Regions from separate parts of the Homo sapiens genome. Here regions 1 and 2 are each linked to region 3. The links are chromatin contacts, found by Hi-C or POLR2A ChIA-PET in ENCODE. All regions are on one chromosome and are shown on one strand. Each heading gives the region's core, a stretch centred on a gene start or an enhancer-like site at or near the end of the contact. The rest is flanking DNA. Distances are from core to core; before and after follow the strand shown. Region 1 holds the start of SPPL2A (signal peptide peptidase like 2A). Region 2 holds the start of GABPB1 (GA binding protein transcription factor subunit beta 1). Region 3 holds the start of CTDSPL2 (CTD small phosphatase like 2).

Region 1 (3,424 bases), core at 4-2,503, 6.3 Mb before region 3:
GGGGAGGCTGAGGCAGGAGAATTGCTTGAACCTGGGAGGCGGAGGTTGCAGTGTGCCGAGATTGCACCATCGCACTCCGGCCTGGGCAAGAAAAGCGAAACTCCGTCTCAAAAAAAAAAAAAAAAAAAAAAGAGAAAGGAAAAGAAAAGAAAGTGACTGGACAGGTACTTTAGATTGGGTATGTCAGGAAGTCCCGTCTGGGGAAGCGACATTGAAGCTGATAAGTGAATGTCAACAAGGCAGGCATTCTGAGCTTTGGAGAGAAGAGCACTCCAGCAGGGAGGACTACCAGAGCAAAGTCCGGGCGGCCCACCAGAGCAAAGGCCGGGAGGGCCAAAGGTCCGTGCGCCTTAAAGTGTGGGAAAGTAGTGAAGATGGGGAGACAGGAAGGCAGGGGCCAGATTTACCTTTGCAGGCTAGAGTAGAGTTTTGATTTTTTTTTTTTTTTTTTTTTGGAGACCGAGTCTCGCTCTGTCGCCCAGGTTGGAGTGCAGTGGCACAATCTCGGCTCACTGCAACCTCCGCCTACCCGGTTCAAGCGATTCTACTGCCTCCGCCTCCCGAGTAGCTGGGACGACAGGTGCGTGCCACCACGCCCAGCTAATTTTTTGTATTTTTAGTACAGACTTGGTTCCACCATGTTGGCCAGGATGGTCTCGATTTCTTGACCTTGTGATCCGCCCACCTCGGCCATCCAAATGCTGGTATTACAGGTGTGAGCCATCACACCCGGCCAAGTTTTTATTTTATTCCAAGTGTGATAGAGAGAGACATGATCTGACTTATATGTTTTGAAAGATGGCTCTGGGACTGTTATGTGGCTACTGGGCTGTCCGGAGGGGAAACTGAGACCCGTTTGGAGGAGAGGGAAGTTGGTGGCCTGGATAGAGTGGTGGCAGCAGTTCTGGAGAAAGTGGATGGATCTGGGTTATGTGGTGAGTCAGAGTGGCCAGGAACAAATGACAGGCAGATGAATTAGGGTGACCCTTAGATTTCTGGCTGCATGCAACACTCGGGTAGTTACTGGGGAACCGAGCAGACGCTCAGACACTTCCGAGCCTTGAGAAATCCGTTCTCCCGCCAGGCTTCGGTGTGAGTTAAAGTCGGGCAGCCGGAAAGCGACAGGCTCAGACCCGCAGCCGGTGGCCTCGTAGCGCCGGGACGCCGGGACGCCTGGATACCGGGAGAGCGCTGGGACTCTCCGAGCCCGGCGCGGGGGTTTCCGCATCTTACGGGCGGGGCCGGAAGAGGAAGTCGCGCTGCTGTGGCGGCCGCTGTAGCAGCGGCGGTCCAGTCGTAGCCCGGCCGCCCGCGCCTGTCCGGTCCGGTCCGGCCACGGAGGCAGCGCAGCGGCGGGACTCCGAGCCTACCCCGCCGAGTGAGCTGCGCCGCACCGTGCCGTCCCACCCGGCACCCACCAGTCCGATGGGGCCGCAGCGGCGGCTGTCCCCTGCCGGGGCCGCCCTACTCTGGGGCTTCCTGCTCCAGCTGGTAAGGGGGCGGGAAGGCGCGCAGGCCTCCCAGGGGCTGGGCGGGGCCGGGGCCAAGGCCGGGGCTCCCTTCCCCTACTCCTCGCCCGGCCTCCCCTCTGCCCGCACCTCCGCGGCCTGCTCTCGCACTCCTCTTTCCTCCCCTCCTCTTTCCATTACTCATCTCTTTCCTTCCACCCTCCTCTTTTCCACCCTCTTTCCCCCAACTTTCCCGCCCCCCACTCGGTTCCCGCCCATTGAAGTCTGGCGAAATACCTACCGCAAAAAGATCAGAGGAGCCCCTTAGGTTGCGTTGACCTTGATGCTTCTCGATAGTTGCTCACTGTCCCAGCATATTTAAAATTGACCTCTGGGTTTTATTGTCTAAGCCTTTCTTACCGCTTTTTACCCTTGGGAAGAAAAAAAAATTATACAAGGCGCCAGTATGTTTAGCGGTTCGAGGACTGCACTTTAATTGCACTAACACGGATGTCTTTTTAAAATTCCCTTCCCCCACTGTAGCTCCTGCTTCGCCTTAGGGCTCATTTGATTCTGTTATGAGGGTTTTTTTTTTTTGGAGGGGGGGTTTTAATAGCAGTAATTTAAAATAACTTTTAAAAGAAGACACCAAAATGTAATGCTTTTAGTGGTTTTCAGTTTTCTGCCTAATTTAAAGGGATGGGTGGGGAGCGTCGGTTAAATGTAAGTAAGAAATATGTGTTCATAGATTTGTTTTCATAGTCACAGAGAAGTAATAGTGTTTTAAAATTCAGCCTCAAGTAATTCGAGCTTCAGTGTGGGAGTGGGGTGTCAGGAACCCGGTGTTTCAGTTTTTGTTTCTAGTGACTTTTACTTAGGGAGTTTCAGGTTGGAAACTTACGCATGTTATTTATTACAGAATTGGTGTCGTGTAAGCTTGTTTCGTTCTATTAGAATGTGTGATTTCTTTGAAAGACTGTTTTGCTGACTCTCCAGTTTAAGGGGTTAGTATTAGTGAATACAAAAGTGTCTTTAATATTTATTGAAAAACCAAAATCTAAGCCAAAAAGTAAGTGCCTTTTGGTGTATTCATAACTTTGACAGGCAACATCAGGAACCTGAGAGAATGTATCTAAAAATTGCTGGGGGAGGGGAGTTCGATATAAAAAGAGCAACAAAGTAGCAGTGTTAGTCGGAGTCTTTAAGGTGTTTACTGTGTAATCAGACAGATAATACTTATGTCCAAAAGATATTCAGATAGTATGTAGATGTATGCAAAACTATAACCTAGATATAAAACTTTTCAAAGTGTTTTTGCATTCATTTTCATTTGAATCTCTTGAGCTGATTTTAAGAATGAATATCACATTCGTACTAATCCCTTCTCAACATAAATTAATAGCTTAGTGATACATCAGTTCCTCATAAACTCACATTGAAATTCTTATTAAAGGCCCTGAGCCCTCTCACCAGAAAACTCTACTTAAGTAGACTTGTCATTTGATTTCATAGCCTTCACAAATCTAAAGATCATCCCTGTTCTAAATTGTATCTAGGCTGTCTCCCACGTTCTGGATTTTAGGCCTTTTTTTGTTGTTGTTTTTGTTTTTTTCGAGACGGAGTCTCACTCTGTCGCCCAGGCTGGAGTGCAGTGGCGCGATCTCGGCTCACTGCAACCTCCGCCTCCCAGGTTCAAGCAATTCTCCTGCCTCAGCCTCCCGAGTAGCTGGGATCACAGGCAAGCACCACCATGCCCAGCTAATTTTTGTATTTTTAGTAGAGATGGGGGTTTCACTATGTTGGTCAGGCTGGTCTCGAACTCCTGACCTCGTGATCCACCCTCCTCGGCCTCCCAAAGTGCTGGGATTACAGGCGTGAGCCACCATGCCCGGCGATTTTAGGCCTTTTATATTGCACCTATGTGCTTTGTTGTACCTCACCATGGTAATCTCGGGTTCTATATTCCTCGGTTCTAG
Region 2 (3,680 bases), core at 1-2,500, 5.9 Mb before region 3:
GAAAAACATCAGAATTTGGCAAATTTCTATTAACTGAAGAAATGAAAATATTAAATCAAAAGAAAACACAGCCTATGGTTCCTATGCTTTTTTTCTATTTTAGGCACAATGCTTTAATAAATTACACAAAGACTACAAACCTTTATTACATCAATTGTTACAAAAGGCTAAGTGGAGAAAGATTACTTATCTGAAGCTGCACAAAATCAGTGGGCAATATGGATTTCATTTAAGCTTGTCAATTCTCCTGGATTAAATTCTTGGCGCTGTCTCACATATTCCCAAGTCCTACATGTAGGATGCTAAAAGTTGCAGTTACTAGGTTGGGAAAGCCATGCCCAGACGCCCCTGTGAAAAACATATCAATATATTAAGTTCCTTAGCAAATCACATCTAGATTAAGTTCATAATGCTTTTTTTTTTTTTAACTTTGCAAATCTCCAAACTTTTGCTACTTTCTTAATAAAATACAACAAAATTTTTGGCATTCCAGCCACGGAAAAACAGATCTCTACCTCTGAGGTGGCAGTAATCCAAGCAGTTACTAGGATCTACGAAACATGAGGCATAATTAGAATGTTGGGGAAAAAATCTACAGAAATATCTATATCTTCGTCATGAACCTGACTGTTGAGTTTATGAAAAAGTGGAAAAGGAACCTCACTCGTTCCTTCCCTGGTACCTTCACAGCGTCTCCCGTCCCAGTCTGCCTAGTTGAATCTAGGGACACTTAAAGGTAAATCCTAGCCTCTTGGCTGTCCTTCCGTCTCCCAGGATTCTGCTAGGCCGCACAGTTGGCAAGCTTAAAACTCCAAAGATTCCGCACTCTCCGTCTTTCAACAGTCATGTCACAGAGACACGAAGGTTAGCACAGGAACATTAGTTTCCAAACTCCTACCCACCGCAGAACAGGCGGGAAGGTTCGGTGGCCACCCGGCCTCTCCGCCGCGCACATGGCCGTCCGCAGCTCCCACCCCCGCTGCCGCGCAGGCGCCGGGCGAGCCGGGACTTGCGGTCGCCGAGAGCGGATCATTCCGCCGCTTTCTTTGTGTGGCTGAAGCGCTAGAAATGGCATATTTTCTTTCCCTTCGTTAAAAAATCAGACCCTCTTTCCCCTCTCTCCCCGCGGGAACACAGCTAGGGAGTGGGTAGGAGCAGGATCTGCCGACGAGGGCAGAGGCGGAAAATCCTCGGGCGATGAGCTGAAGAGGGCCGGGTCCGGGAGGGATGCTGGGAGCTTGACTCACTCGCACACCATGTGTCCCTCCGCGCGCAGCACGGGGGACTTTTCGGTGGGGATTTTGGGCGCCGACCAGACGCGGCATTTTCGGAAAATAGCGCCCTGTGCAGCTGAAGCGCTTTGTGTGTAGCGGGGCCGCGTCAGCCCGGCCGGGTACGAGGCGCCTCGGGTCCCCGCACCACCTCCTGCTGCCTTCCCGTCGCCGCTCCCGAAGCTTTTCCAGGTCAGTGCGGGTCTGTGTAGGGCCCTGTTACCACCGGATGTGGAAGTTGATCTCTTCGCTGGTAAAAAATAATTCCACTTCCCCCGGAACCCAGATCATCCCCGCGATTTCCTGTTTATTGCATTAAGGCGCCGGGTTTCCGGGGCTCCTGGCCCCGCTTATTCCGCGGGGGTCGGCGGGGTCGGCCTGGGCGCCCGCGCCGCCGCTGCGCTTTGTCCGCTGGGCACACTGCTTCTGGGAGGGGCGGGCAGACATGGTGGCGGCCGCCGCCCCCTCCTCGGCCCTAGCATGCCGCGGCCGCCTCGCGGCTACCCGGCTTGCCGGTCCCGAGCGGCAGCCCCGGGGTGGCGATGGGGTCGCGCCGAGGCAGCGGAGGTTCTGCGGGCGACTGGAGGTTGGCAGTGGGCGGGAGAAAGAGGAAGGCAGGCGCGGCTGGGCCTCGGCCTCTGGCGCCGCGGTACCCTTTGTCTCGGCAGCCTGACGGCCCCGCCGGGCTCTCCGGAGAGGGGAACGGGCGGCGAGGGTGGCGGGTCCTGGGCGCCCTGTGCTGCGGGGCCGAGAGGCGCTCGGGTCGCGGCGGGATCGGCCGGACCAGACAGGGTTAATGGAAGAGCCTGGCCAGTCCCGCGCGGGGCCCCCGCAGCGACAGCCTTGGCCGCGGGGACTGGAGTCCTGAGGGGGAGAAGCCTGCCGTTCTGAAGGCTCGGGACTTCTGCCCCAAAGACTTCGCCGCCGAGAACTGCGGGTGCACTGCCTCAGGGAAGAAGTTGAGAATTTTGCCAGGTCATCTCTGCCAGGGCACAGTTCATCACTGTGTGTTTAGTGTGTTTCGGTGAAGCTCTCCAAGTGTGTTGAATCAGCGTGCCTAGCCTCAAGGGTGCATCGTGAAAACTGAAACCAAAGGAATGATACAGGCCTGCTTTGTGTGTGTCTTCCCACTTTAAGCTTGTTTTCAGTACAAATACTCTTGCTTTAAACCTGATTGGACTGTGGCGAGCGGACATCTGTTCAAAGGAGGGGCCGAGACCACAGTACTTCTGAAGGGGGCTTGATAATGTGGAAACATTTTAAGTTTTCTCTCCGGACTGTTTTGCTCTCTCAATTCAGGCAAGTTACTGAAGTACGTTTTTTATCTAGAAAAAGGTTTGATGTAGTCTGTAAATGGTCCTTGTAAAGTACATTGCCATCTCAGAATTAAAAGATCCACTCTCATTTATTATGCAGAAGTTAGTGGTCATTCTTTCCTGTAGATAGTTTATCTCATGTAAAGACCCACCCAGCTTGGTTTAAATTTTTTTCTCACTGACGTATAACCATCAGCTTTGATACTTCCATTTTCAGGCTCAGACTTTGAATTTAAGGAAACTAAAGATGACTTTATTTTCTTTTCTCTTGGTTTTTTTTTTCCAAAAACAAAAAATAAATCCATTACATGTTAACATAGATGATAAGAGTGACATCTTGCATTTTTGCAAATCTTTTTAATGCCTGGTTTAATAGAAGATTCTCAGATCTACGTCAGACTGTTGTGGTTAGCACACCATGTAACCTCTGGAACACTCCACTGTACACTCATACTTTTTTAAAAAAAAAACCAAAAAACAGAAATGTGTCATTCTTACCGTGCTTTCACCATACAAGTCAAATCAAGCTGTTATGCAAGACACATTTTAACAAGACTGAATAAGATTGATTCCCATACTTTTTTTACTGGGCTCTAACTTTTTTAAAAGTTGGAATTTAGGTGACTAAACAAAATCACAGATGAAGACTGCATAATCTGCCTATGATCTCGGAGACTCAGGAACATTCGAAGATATTCTTAAGTGATTAAAACATTTAATTCTATTACATATTTATAATGATTTACACAAGTAACACGTGAATTCCACATATGCTATCAACACTTGTGTAAATGTTATCTTTAAAGATAGAACATGTTGAAAATTATAGGAGGTACAGATTTTACAGAAAATTAATTCTGCAGTGAATCCTTTGGTGAAACGAACAGTTTGCAGAGACATATCCTTAGAGTTCTTTGTCTCTCTGAATCATTCTGGGTTTTCTAGGTTGGGAGACAATTATACTTATTGGGAGACAATTATACTTAATTGATTAATGCATAAAAATTTAAGGCCGTATTTTAATGGCTTTGAAAGGAAGCTAAGTTTGTTTCCAGTTGTTTCTGTGAACTGTAGTCTGAATCTGTCAGTCTAT
Region 3 (3,622 bases), core at 948-3,447:
GGGTGGTCTTCAGCTCACTGCAGCCTCCGCCTCCTGGGTTCAAGCGATTCTCCTGTCTCAGCCTCCCGAGTAGCTGGGACTACAGGTGTGCACCACCATGCCCGGCTAATTTTTGTATTTTTAGTAGAGATGGAGTTTCACTATGTTGGCCAGGCTGTTCTCGAACTCCTGATCTTGTGATCCGCCTGCCTTGGCCTCCCAAAGTGCTGGGATTACAGGCGTGAGCCACCCCACCCAGCCAGCTTATACGTTCTTTCAACTCTGAGAAAGCATTAAAAGAGTGCAAGTACTGAATGCACGTAGTACTAAACAATTTAGGAGAACTCTTGAAAACAAGGTCTACAATGCTCACTCAGCTAGCTGCAAACTAATTTTTATTAAAAACATTAACGCTATTAACTACCCAAAAAGGTCATTAAAATACAGACAAAACCTACACACTAGACCAATGATTTAAGATCCCTTTAAGTTGCATATTTGGCTCCATTTTTTAAATAAACTGACTCGGCAAGTAGTTAACGTGCCTGTACCTCCACTATTCTATTCGCCTTAGGAAAGTATGAAGCTCAACTTAATCCTAAAAAACTCCTTCACATAAGAGCTACCTTTTGCCTTGACTTTCTTTATGACCTTGGGCAAAGTCTACCAAATGAGGATTATAATAATGTTTGTGTGTTCCTGTTTATTATTGAAAATTAACCATAACATCGTGCAAACAATAGTGAAATTCTCTAAACTGGACCTATCCAGAACTGAAAACCTGAGTTATAAATATCAACTGATATTCAATGTGAACAGTTTTTAAAATTTTAATTTGATTAGTGAAAACAAAAAAACCTACAAAGATCCCAAATTCAACATGATTAATAAATTCCGAAAACACCAACAGCCTCCTTATTACTTCTCTTTATGAACAATTGGTCTGCAATGTAATTTAAAAAAAAGGAAAGAAAAAGTAAAGAAATATAGTAAAACTAGCTTTAACACGCCATTTCCCTTTTCTAAGAATAAAAAATGGACCAGGAACGAAAATTTAAAACTGGGCGAAGAATGGGGAGACAAAGCAATCTACAATTTGAAAATTACACAGATAAATCCATCATTTCAAGTCACTAATTTGTATACCCACTGAAGAAATTCATCTTGGTACTGCGTTACCAGCATTAGGAAGATAAATCCCTGCCTCGGAGGAACATCTACTGAGTACGTTTCATTTCAGGATCTCAGGTAAGTTTACGAGCTCTTAGATCTCTTTAGGTTTCCCTAAGGTACGCTGAAGTGTTTAACATCATTCACACATCCAGCCACCACTAGGGTGAGAAGTAAATAAACAAGATTTACTTATGCAATTATTTACCACAGAACTCTGGTCAAGAATGCAAAAGTAAACACCCATACAGACATTTAAAATCCAAAGAAAGCAGAGAATATTAAGGATAATAAGGTTCACTCTTTAACTGACCACTGTGGAAACCAGACGCCTTCCACATGGACTGTTCTTTACTACCACTCCCGATTTGAAAAAGTAACAATGTCAACTCGAGATTTTAACAGTACAAAAGATAAACAGAACTTAGTCAAATCCCTTCTTCCAGATTCTGAAAAGGTGTTTATAAGAACTGAGATAAGAGCAACGCCCCCCTAAAAGCACCCTACTCCAAAGAATGAAATGCTGAAAACATGAGGTGGGCCAAAAAGGTTAAAAAAAGCTAAACTTCTAACTTAATTACCCAGAGGTTGGGGACTAGGAACTTGAGATCGGAGTGGGGGTGGGTAGCAAAGTGAAATCTAACCCCAGAAATCACAACGCAGGCCGCAACCTAAGAGGTGAAGCTGGCGGGAAGTGAGCTCCCTTTCTGTTCCCAGGGGAAAGTCCAGACAGGAGCGGCTCCGCACAGTGGACGTACGAGGCGCCAAAGAGTGCATGCCTACCAAGGCGCCAGAGCCGCTGGAGGACCAGGTTTAGAAGGGGAGGAGATCCCGGCAGACGGCCCTGGAAGAGGAGGAGGACTGAGATTGGAAGCAGCGGCGGCGTCTGGACGAAGGGGATTACCTAACTGTGACGACAGAGAAGTGTCCTCAGGCTCCGGCGATGGTCCCGACTGCGCAATGTGTGGTGTCTTTCCCGCTTACCCCGCAGCAGCAACAGAACCAGCTCCTTCAGCCAGTCGCCATTTCCCGCCTACCGACCTGCTGCACCGCACGGACAGGGACCCGGATGGAAAGCGGCCTCTCCGCGCAGGCGCCCTGACTTCCTCCTCCCCCTCCCGCCACAATTCCGCGAGGTGGGAGGGAAGGAATGCGGGCAGCCACAACGGCAACAACAACCAAAAAAACACTTTTACTTCCGTGAAGAGCGTTGAAGTTCCTTACGCCGGAAGAAACTCTCTAGTCTGAATCCTGGAGAAAAACTGAACACAAGGCCTTAGTACTGGGTCGATTAAGAAAGGACAAAACCTATCAGGATGAGCAAGGGCCTGGGGGATATTTGTACATTAGGGGCCTCCGTAGCCGGCTGTGTAGTGGTCGCAGGGGGAGTAGGGAGTAAAGCGTTAGGAGTGGAGAGGCGGGGACCCGAAGGACGGTTTTTCCTCCCGCTCCTAACGGAACTGCTTGGGCAGAGCTGGGAGGGGGAGCGCGCCCTTGCCCCGGAGGCGGGGCTTAGGAACGCGTAGTGCACCCTGGCGGCTAGGGTTTAGTAACTGTGGGCGCGCTGGGTAGGTGGAGCTGAGGGGATAAGGCGGGACTAACGGCTTGGCGCGCTGGAGGAGGTAGTTCGTAGGGAGAGCTGCCTGAGGCCGGGAGAAAGCGAATCTGGCGCCTTTCCTGGGATTTCGGTGGCCCTTGAAGGTTCCCTTTCCAGCTCATTGCCTAGAGGGCGTAGCAGTCGCTTTTGGATCATAAATATTCATGCCCTTCGACTCAACCCTATGTTGGCGGTGATTCTGCAGGTTGAAAACTCGGATCTTTCAGGCCAGTGGGCTCCCACCTGCGACCCTAGGTCAAAGGACGGTCAGCTCCACAGAGTGAAAATGTATCAGTCCAGAGAATCCAGTTCTAGTGGGGTATCGGAAAACCAAGCCTAGTGTTTGGAAGAACATTTTTCACTGAAACTCCAAGCCACTCTCCTTATTCAATCAAGAAATATTTATTGAAAAAATAACTAGGTGCGACGGGTAAAACAGTGAGCCAGGCAGACACGGATACTGCCTTCCCCAAAGGTAATGATTTTTTTTTTTTTTCGAGACGGAGTCTTCACTCTGTCGCCCAGGATGGAGTGCAGTGGCGCGATCTCGGCTCAAACCTCCACCTCCCGGGTTCAAGCGATTCTTCTGCCTCAGCCCCCCGAGAAGCTGGGATTACAGGCGCGCGCCACCACGACCGGCTAATTTTTGTATTTTTAGTAGAGACGGGGTTTCACCACGTTGGTCAGGCTGGTCTCGTACTCCTGACCTCGTGATCCGCCCGCTTCGGCCTCCCAAAGTGCTGGTATTACAGGCGTGAGCCACCGCGCCCGGCCAAAGATCATAATCTATTGAAGAAGACACCCAAGTAAACAGAATTTAAAAACTGATAAAGCGAATACAAGGATGGCATGATAGGCGTTGTAAAACACATGAGA

The links. A loop is a pair of places that touch in the nucleus more often than their neighbours do. ChIA-PET counts read pairs that join two places held with the same protein, here RNA polymerase II (POLR2A). Pooled maps may share reads with other maps.
Region 1: a pooled map shows a loop between it and region 3 (6-fold over the local background). The contact joins the promoter of SPPL2A here to the promoter of CTDSPL2 in region 3. A Hi-C loop is called at or near these places in 4 of 50 pooled maps. POLR2A ChIA-PET finds 5 or more read pairs at or near these places in 2 of 52 experiments (A673 and H1).
Region 2: a pooled map shows a loop between it and region 3 (12-fold over the local background). The contact joins the promoter of GABPB1 here to the promoter of CTDSPL2 in region 3. A Hi-C loop is called at or near these places in 7 of 50 pooled maps. POLR2A ChIA-PET finds 5 or more read pairs at or near these places in 2 of 52 experiments (CD4-positive, alpha-beta T cell and activated T-cell).

The regions. Positions count from the first base shown.
Region 1 is chr15:50,763,535-50,766,958 of GRCh38, reverse strand. It overlaps SPPL2A (signal peptide peptidase like 2A), which reads left to right and starts at 1,253. Exons shown (of 15, transcript NM_032802.4): 1 at 1,253-1,491. The coding sequence starts at 1,426. RefSeq lists a silencer at 1,219-1,678.
Region 2 is chr15:50,352,768-50,356,447 of GRCh38, reverse strand. GABPB1 (GA binding protein transcription factor subunit beta 1) reads left to right here and starts at 1,250. Exons shown (of 9, transcript NM_016654.5): 1 at 1,250-1,463. It overlaps GABPB1-IT1 (GABPB1 intronic transcript), which reads left to right and starts at 1,569. Exons shown (of 1, transcript NR_026891.1): 1 at 1,569-3,680. It overlaps GABPB1-AS1 (GABPB1 antisense RNA 1), which reads right to left and starts at 2,274. Exons shown (of 1, transcript NR_024490.1): 1 at 1-2,274. RefSeq lists enhancers at 697-776, 845-1,468, 2,207-2,266 and silencers at 977-1,026, 1,607-1,856, 1,867-2,076.
Region 3 is chr15:44,426,204-44,429,825 of GRCh38, reverse strand. CTDSPL2 (CTD small phosphatase like 2) reads right to left here and starts at 2,197. Exons shown (of 13, transcript NM_016396.3): 1 at 2,054-2,197. It overlaps LOC124903479 (a long non-coding RNA gene), which reads right to left. Exons shown (of 3, transcript XR_007064605.1): 3 at 3,509-3,532. RefSeq lists enhancers at 1,473-2,079, 2,144-2,523, 2,080-2,687, 2,804-3,033, 2,688-3,295.